Linked DNA regions of Homo sapiens: region 2 is linked to region 1. Evidence: chromatin contacts called from ENCODE Hi-C or POLR2A ChIA-PET data. All regions are on one chromosome and are shown on one strand. The core of a region is the stretch at or near the end of the contact, and the rest is flanking DNA. Distances in the headings are between cores, read along the strand shown.

What was found. A loop is a pair of places that touch in the nucleus more often than their neighbours do. ChIA-PET counts read pairs that join two places held with the same protein, here RNA polymerase II (POLR2A). Pooled maps may share reads with other maps.
Region 2: a loop to region 1 is called in a map of GM12878, with 2.3 times the contacts of the local background. The contact joins two enhancer-like sites. A Hi-C loop is called at or near these places in 6 of 168 maps with a recorded cell type or tissue (Caco-2, Calu3, GM12878 and 3 more), 8 of 37 single-sample maps with no recorded cell type and 10 of 50 pooled maps. POLR2A ChIA-PET finds 5 or more read pairs at or near these places in 4 of 52 experiments (H1, PC-9, Panc1 and 1 more).

What each region holds. Positions count from the first base shown.
Region 1 is chr5:74,577,020-74,581,221 of GRCh38, forward strand. No RefSeq gene overlaps it. Among named protein-coding and RNA genes, the nearest start is that of LINC01331, 42 kb to the left of the region's middle. RefSeq lists enhancers at 1-115, 326-495. Within about 2 kb of position 2,257, at least 4 of the 41 ENCODE cell types and tissues checked have a DNase peak (open chromatin) inside an H3K27ac peak, as active enhancers do.
Region 2 is chr5:74,393,923-74,398,124 of GRCh38, forward strand. The region is part of intron 2 of LINC01331 (long intergenic non-protein coding RNA 1331); the gene reads right to left. Among named protein-coding and RNA genes, the nearest start is that of LINC01333, 74 kb to the left of the region's middle. Within about 2 kb of position 1,714, at least 2 of the 41 ENCODE cell types and tissues checked have a DNase peak (open chromatin) inside an H3K27ac peak, as active enhancers do.

The DNA of each region.
Region 1 (4,202 bases), core at 1,007-3,506:
GTTAGGCAAGCAGAGGAAGGCTAGGCCAGATTCTTGCATTGTTTCAGTTCCACAGAGAGCTCTGAGAATGACACAGATTTAAGATACAGGGGGTGGGAATGAAGGAAAGCAAGGAAGGGAGGGTATTTCCAACTCTGAGAAAATATCCCTAGCCAGGAAACAAAGCCTCAGGCCTCAGATTCCAGAAAGGCACCAGCTTGGTGACAGCCCGCGCCCACTGGCAGCCCAGCCCTCACCTGCACTGCTTTTTCACAAGAGCCCAGTTGGAAAGCCCACGGGTTGGGCCATAGAACTTGGTGCATTTTGCTGCAGCTTTGTGTTTTGGAGGGCAATATCATTCGTGGCCTGGAGGGCAGTATCAACATCAGAAGAGCGTGTTTACTTAGGTGTGGCAAGGCTGGTTTCATGTATTAGATTAGGAGGCAATTTGCTTACCCTGTCAACCACTCTAGCCATCTCTTTGTTTTGGTGTTTGTGTGCCTTAATGTTTTGTGCCCATTGGTTTGTGTGGCTGAAGGGGGATAAGTTGCAGTGCAGGTGCGTAAGAGCGGTCTCTCAATAGATTATTTCAGATAATCTACAGTCATCCCTTGGTATCTGAGGAAGATTGGTTCCAGGACTCCCCACAGATACCAAAACTCACAAATGTTCAAGTCTTTGGCATAAAATGCTATAGTATTTGCATAGAACCCTTGCACATCCTCCCAGTATACTTTAAATCATCTCTAAATTACTTATGATACCCAATAAAATGTAAATACTATGTTAATCATTGTTATACTACGTTGGTTAGGGAATGATGACAAGGAAAAAAAAAACATCTGTACCTATTCAGTACAGAGGCAATTTTTTTTTTTTCAAATATTTTCCATCCATGTTGGTTGAATCGTTGGCTGCAGAACCCATGAATACAGAGGACCAACTGTACTTCAAATGAAATGATCCATTTTTAATATAAAACAAGCTTTTCAGTGGAAAGTAATAGACCATTAACTAAATCGTATGTCTGGTCCTACCAAACTTCTGCTTGCAAGACATTTAGACTACCTTCACATTTTCTGATTTCCACTTTGCTTTGATACCACGAAAATTTTCTTGCCTGGGAACATATATTATACAAGCGGAAAATCAGTCAAGAGATCATTGAATATTAATTCTCTGTCATTATGTGCCCAACACAGATGCCTTAGGAGTTAAACAGAGGCATGCATATGCTCGACTTAAGACACTGTGTCACCAACCTCCTCCCCTTCTTCATCAGAGGCAAGAGAGAGCCCACAGACAGCAAGCAACCCACCCTTGCCCAGCAGTGACAGGAGCAAGCCCCGTGCCCAGAGACTGCTAAGACCAGCCTTATCATTACAACCTTTTTGGAGAATCTTGCTGAAAGGCTGGGCGCTCTGAAGAGAAGCATGGCATCAGTAAGGGACCAGATTGCCAGTGTTTGCGTCCTGGCCTTGCTGCTTACTAGCTATTCCCCTCAGGCTAGTTTCCAATCTCTCAGCACCTCAGCTTCTTCATCTGTAAAATGGGGATAAACACGGCACCTATTTCATGATGTGATTGTGAAATGTCACTGATTTAATACATGTGAAGCAACTAAAATAGTGCCTAAGTTATAGGAAATGCTTATTATTATTATTATTTGAAAATTACACTACTCAACAATTATACAAAAAAAAAAATCTGTTTTTCCCCTAATCTCTCTAAACAAAGGCACTAAAACTCAAAGAGTTAGTAACAGAGAGAAATAGAACTTTGGTGGTCACAGAAACACTCAACATGGTAGCCACAATCCTAAAACTATGTGTAACAGAAGTAAACCCAGATAGAAATAGCCTTCTTAAGGCAGAGTTCTACAAAGGGGATCCCCGGATTTTCATGCTCTGAGCCCTGATACTGACTTTCAACATCTTGGCGTGTCTACCAAATCAGGTACCTCAATACGACATTACCTAAGAGTTCCTTAACTCACAACCCTGTGAGGACAACAAAAGATACTGTTAGAACAACAAAAAAAAAACGCTCTCCATGAGAATTATGCACAGTTTACTTTGCATGGGTACCATGTATGTGTGCATTTTAAATAAACATAAAGTGTGTATAACTGCTTTTGATCTCAGTTTTAATTTCTCTTTAGCACAAAACCAGTCATAATTTCTTCCCTTGTGATAAACAGGATTGATCAAGATGTGGAGCCTCATTTGTGTTTCCCCAGTTGTTCAGACGATGCCTCTCAGTGTGCACCGCCGGCTTCCGGGCCCTTGTTTCCAACCACAAGTAGTCCTTAGTCTTTGTGGCTTGCTAACCCCAGGAATGACAGCACAGTGTTATCGCTTGTACTCCCAGTAACCACTCTCTCTCTGTCTTACTGTATTGTCCAGCAAATGGAAGGTGTGGCAGCTAAACCCCTTTTTAGTCAGAAAGAACCACTTCCTGCTTAAAGTGAGAGCTAAAAGTGAATCTCTCGTTGTACAAAAATATGGATCCGGGCTGGGCACAGTGGCCCACGCCTATAATCCCAGCACTTTGGGAGGCCAAGGCGGGCAGATCACTTGAGGTCAGGAGTTTGAGGCCAGCCTAACCAACATGGTAAAACCCCATCTGTACTAAAAATACAAAAATTAGCCGGGCATGGTGGCAGGCACCTGTCATCCCAGCTACTCAGGAGTCTGAGGCAGGAGAATCACTTGAACCTGGGAGGCGGAGGTTGCAGTGAGTTGAGATCGCTCCACTGCCCTCCAGCCAGGGCAACAGAGCAATACTCCGTCTCAAATTTATATATATATGCCATGATGCTTTCTCTGAAACTTGAAGATTCTTCTGGCCACAGGAGCAGAAAGTCACTGTTTGATTTTGGGGGGCGCAATATTGTACGAGGGGCTTTCATTTCAGGCAAAGTCTCTCCCAACTTTTTCCTTTCCATGCTTACTGAAAAAAGAAAACCACTCCTAGATACTTGCTCCAGATTCTCTGCTGGAACCAGGCCATGCCCAAGCTCTCCAAAGAGCCTCTGTGAAGCCCCGGCTTTCCAGTTTTGAGGACCCTCGATCTTGAGGTGGTCTTCCTACCCTCAGATTTGGCTAATGTGGGAGGCGAGTTGAGGAATTTTATTTAAAAGCAATATTACTGTTGAACCTTGACTACTAGTCATGAACAAGTTTGCCACTAAAAACAGCAACACTGGAGCCCCACCCTCAAGCTTGAGGCCCCAAGCCACATGGCCTGCTCATCCCCTATTTCTCATGTAGGATCTGTGTTTGTTCCCACACAAATAATTCCCCAGAAGCCTGTGTAGCAGAAATGTGGATAACGTAGTAGTTCTTCACATTTGGGGGAACATAAAGGTATTTAAAGGAATAGACCTATTCTCTAGAAAAAGTATACATCACAAAATTTGCATGAAATTTTGAAAAGCTTTGCACCCATCACCTCCACAGCCCTCTTGGACTTTAAGAGATCTGTGGGACCTGAACCACAGATGGAAGTCAGGGTGAAGGATATACGGAAAGTGTTTACTTCCCCAGGGAGAATGGGAAGCCAGCCCCCACCTGCATTCCAAGAAAAGTCTGTCACCCCATCTTTCATACTTGGTTGATTGTTCCTGGGAACCAACTATGAAAGAACTCAGCTCAAGTAGCAGTGGATTGGGTGCAGGGGGGTTTCAGGAAAAGCACCATCTCGAGATCCTTCTCAGGGACTTGCAGTGAGGAGAGGAAGCCTCGAGCCTCTGCTGCCCACCACAGAAGGCTTAAGCTGCAAACCTTGGAAACTGTCAGGCTATCAGTCGAATTCTCATGAAACACATACTCTGCCTCTAGCTGGAACTAGGTGCTATGGGAAAAGGGGCATTTCCAAAAAAATGCATAAGACAAAGTCACTATCTTGAGTAGATCAAAATCTCTTTGGTGATTGCAAAACACACTTCATTTTAAAAAAACAAAGAGCAAAGCCCTATGGTCAGAGGTCCATCATGGTCTAAATCCAGAATATATTATATCTGGAATATATATACCTAGAATATAGACACCTAGGTCCAAGAGAGCAGAAAGGCTTCCCGGAGAGGGTGGAGCCTAAACTGGACTTATTTTATGTTTCCCTCTGACTACTGTTGTCTTCAAAGAACACTGTCTTCTACCCCACCTCCACCTTAATCCACTAGAATCTGTTTCTCAAATATTGTCTTAGCAACCCGTTTACTG
Region 2 (4,202 bases), core at 464-2,963, 180 kb before region 1:
TGGCTAGCTTCCTGATGCTTTGAACCAGAGTTTCAACCAAGCCAGTTTCTGGCAGGCTTCTGCTTCTGTCTTCTTGAGATGGCACCATGCCTTGGTTTCTAGTTCTTTCGAAGCAAGTGCAAAATTGAGAACAACACATTTTATAAGAACTTTCTTGGTTCTGTTGTGCTACCTCAGGGAAACCAAAGAGATAGCTAATCTATACCTTGCTCAGGAAGCTGTGGGTATCAGAAATGTATCTGCAGTACTGGTAGTCATTTCATCCTCCCAATAACCTAGTGAAGTACATATTATTATCTCACTTGATGGAAGTGGAAACAGAGGCTTTGACTAAACAAATAACTTTCCCGTTTTCGCACAACTCAAATCACAGGTTGCCTAACTCCATAGTTCTTTCTATCACATTATACTTTCAGGGTGGGGGAATGTCTTCTGAAATATTGAGAGGCATTTAATAATAATCAACAAGTTTCTTCCAATCTTCATTCAGCCTACAACCTCACAACCCTAATGTATATCTTTCTGAAATAGGGAGTTTTTTCACAGTAAAAATGGACAGCATTCTTTTTCCTGTCATTACTCCATACCGCCTTTGCCCCACAAATTTTACAACCTGAAAAACAAAGCAAGCAAAGTCAATTATTGAGAGATCTGGTAAGCACACAGAGCGGCTCAAACTCAAGGTTTTTATTCAGCCGCACTCAAATACCTTGTCTCATGTATCCCAGAAGCAAGCCACACTAAGCAGGGGTATAAGCCAGTCAGAGGGAAACTCCCTTCTCTCTTTTGGGAAGCTCTGACAAAAGTCTCCAGGGGGCACTGCAACCAGCTGGGGGAAGTCTTAGTCTGTTTGGGCTACTGCAACAAAGTGCCATAGACTGGGTGGCTTAGAAACAACAAACATCTATTTCTCAGTTATGGAGGCTGGAAAGTCCGAGATCAAGGCTTGGGCAGATTTAGTGTCTGGTGAGGACCTGTTTGCTGGCTCATACATGACCTCTTCCAGCTGTGTCCTAATATGATGGAAGGAACAAAGACGCTCCCTTGGGCCTACTTCATAAGGCCAGGCCTTGGTGACCTAATCACCTCCCACAAGGCCCCACCTCCTCACAGGGGGTTAGGATTTCAACATGTGAATTTTGAAAGGACACAAACGTTCAGACCATAGCAGGGGAGGACACAGGTGCAACAGTCAGAGTTCCTGGGTGCTAGAGTCAGAGATCCTGAGGCTGGGTGCCTGCCAGCTGCCTCCAGGGAAAGGTCATGTGATGGGTGGTGGGACTCTAACAGACACACACCAGGAGTAAATTCCTAAACAGCAGGTGATACAGAAACTGAGGGAGATGTCTTGCAAAACGAGACCACACAGCATGCCAGCAGGTGGAGGTATAGACCCCCATGTCTCCCAGTCCCCATGAAAATATACAGCTGCTGCTGACCACAAACCCATCCCCCCAGCTGCCCGAGCTGCATACCTGCCTGCTAACTAGGTGCAAGTAACTACTGAAACCAACCTCAGCACATTCCTAAGTGTTTATAGGTCATAAAAGGTCTATTTCTCATGCTTAGTACCCTCATTAGGCCCAAGTTTTAGGCCTACCTTGGGTCCATTCCCGCAGCAATCTTGGGCAAGTCATAAGATCTTGCCCATTATCAGTTTCCTGTAATACAGTAGTTCTCAAAATGTGGTCCCCCAGCCGGCAACATCAGTACCTTATGAGAACTTCTTAGAAGTGCAAATTCTTGGACTCCACCCCAGACCTACTGAATCAGAAACTCTGGGTATGGAACAGAAGGATCTGTTTTGACAAGTCCTCCAGGTCATTCCGATGCATGTTAATGTGGGAACCACCGCTCCCTCCAATACCTCATAGAATTGTGAGAATTAAATAAGATAATACATTCTGTTCTGCTACCGTTTCCGTGTATGAATTAGCCCATCAGAGATTGATCACAGAGAAATGACATCAGTATAATGTGAAAATTGCACTGGTTTCCATAATTTCGTAGGTAATTTTTACTAACCAAGAAGTCCTGAGATAGCAGGAGTAGAACCATAACGTTCAATGGGAAGGAAAAGGCTTGAGGTTTGGCTGCTGTACCAGCAGCAGAAATCTTTTTGCTGTATTCCAGGAAATGTTTAAATGAGTACCTGCCACCAGGGCTACCTCCTCAGGTAGGTGCACCTCCAGCCTTGTGAGCTCTCAGCTTGTGGAAGGTTGTCTGGCTTCCTGTGTGCACCTTAACAACAGCCCTGTGACTCCAAGCTACATTTCCATCGCCCTGTCCCAGCCCCTGCCAGTGTCAGTCTAATTAAAATGTTACCAGCTTTTCATCTTTATTGCTTTTGTGCATTTTAATACCCGTGTGGCAGCCTCTAGCCCCTCAGCTGCTGCCAAGGTGGTCCAAATGATCTCCCCAGGTAGTAGTGATTGCTTTCCTTAATCACAGTTGCATGGGATTTGAATGGTCTGCCTTGGCCCAACTTTTCCCATAAGTCCTATTATTTTTTATGCCAAGTTTTGCAGACAGCAACATTTTCTAGAAAGTGTAATTTTAGGTTACAGCAGAAATGCCTGTATATGTAAATTACCTGGCACATAGTAAGGGCTCAGTCATTATTATTATTAGTTCATGTCTACCATACCTTGTCCTTGAAATGCTGACAAAAAAAAAAAAAAATGAGCCAAGAAAACCCTACAGTGACAATTCCAGTACAAGAGCAAAGGAACACAACTTCATATAGCAGGTTTTGATAATGAAAGGCAGAAGTTCTTATTCTCTTTTGCCAATATTTTTAATGACAGTCATTTGAAGCAATTCCTCCTGTGTTTTTTGTTTTTTCCCAGTTTGAGTAGCTTTTTTTTTTGACATGGGGATATTTTATCTACTCCTATGTACTTAAATCTTTAATGACATTCCATCTCTTTCTTTTTGACTTTAGAAAATCAGACACTTATTCTTAGAAATAGCCAGGTGGAGAGTAATTATCTTGGCCATAATTCTCTGATGTTTACAGAATATGGCACTCAGACTTGAAATCTCTGATGGCCTTTGCTGGAAGGGATTTCAGCCTCCTCGTCCGACATGAATGGGAATTGAGGTCTGGCTCAAGGTCAGACAGCAGAATAGTCTGGCCATGAAAGCCAGCCAGGTGTCCTGGCTTCTAATTCAGTATTCCAGCTCTTAATGTTTACTCTCTAGTTATGTTCTGCTTCATGAGGTCACTTCTAAATTGTTTCCTCAAACCTGGGGTCACAGACCAGTGGTCTGTAGGTCAAATTCAGCCCACAGACATGTTTTATTTGCCCGTGTCGTATATCTTAACAATTGAGAAATTTCACATTTAAAAAAATGTCTTGCTTCACTTGAAAATTCAGAACATCTGGCACCTCTGAGCCACTATTCCCACACGGCAACAATCAGCCCAGCTGAAGAGCACCTTCCCCTTTCAACCGGGATGAGCTCACTCAAAACTGCCGGGGTCCCCCCAACTCCCCATTGCTTGACGTGCATGCACACACCTTTCTGTATTAGTTTGCTAGGGCTGCTGTAGCCAAGCACCACAGATTCTGTGGCTTCAACAGCTGAAATTTATTTCCTCACAATTCTGGCGGCTAGAAGTCCAAGATCAAGGTGTCGCCAGGGTTGATTTCATTCTGAGGCCTCTCTCCTTGGCTTATAGATGGCCCTCTTCTCCCCGTGTCTTCATATGGTCTTCCCTCTGTGCGTGCCTGCATCCAAATTCCCTCTTCTTATAAGGATATCAGTTATACAGACTGGGGCCTACCCAAAGAATCTCCATTAACATAATTACCTCTTTCAAGACCCTATCTCCAAATGCAGTCATATTCTGAGGTACTAGGTTTAGGACTTTAACATGTGAATTTGGAGGAGACACACTCAGCCCATGACACAGTCATTCCTCCTTTAGATTACCTGCTTGATCCCAAAGGCATTTGAATCTGCAACTGTGACAAACAGCAAACCTTGGTTTGTTCTTGAACAACTCAAACCTTCATGTCTTCTTTCATCAATTAAACAGCTCCTCTATGAAGTACCTTAATAATGAAACCCGAAGTACACTTAGAAGAGACATAAAATTTTAAAGACAGGAAGAACCTCAGAGACTATCTCCTCCAGGGGTTTTCAAACCATTTTAAGTCATGGAAACTTCTAACAAAAGTTAACAAGGAATTGAT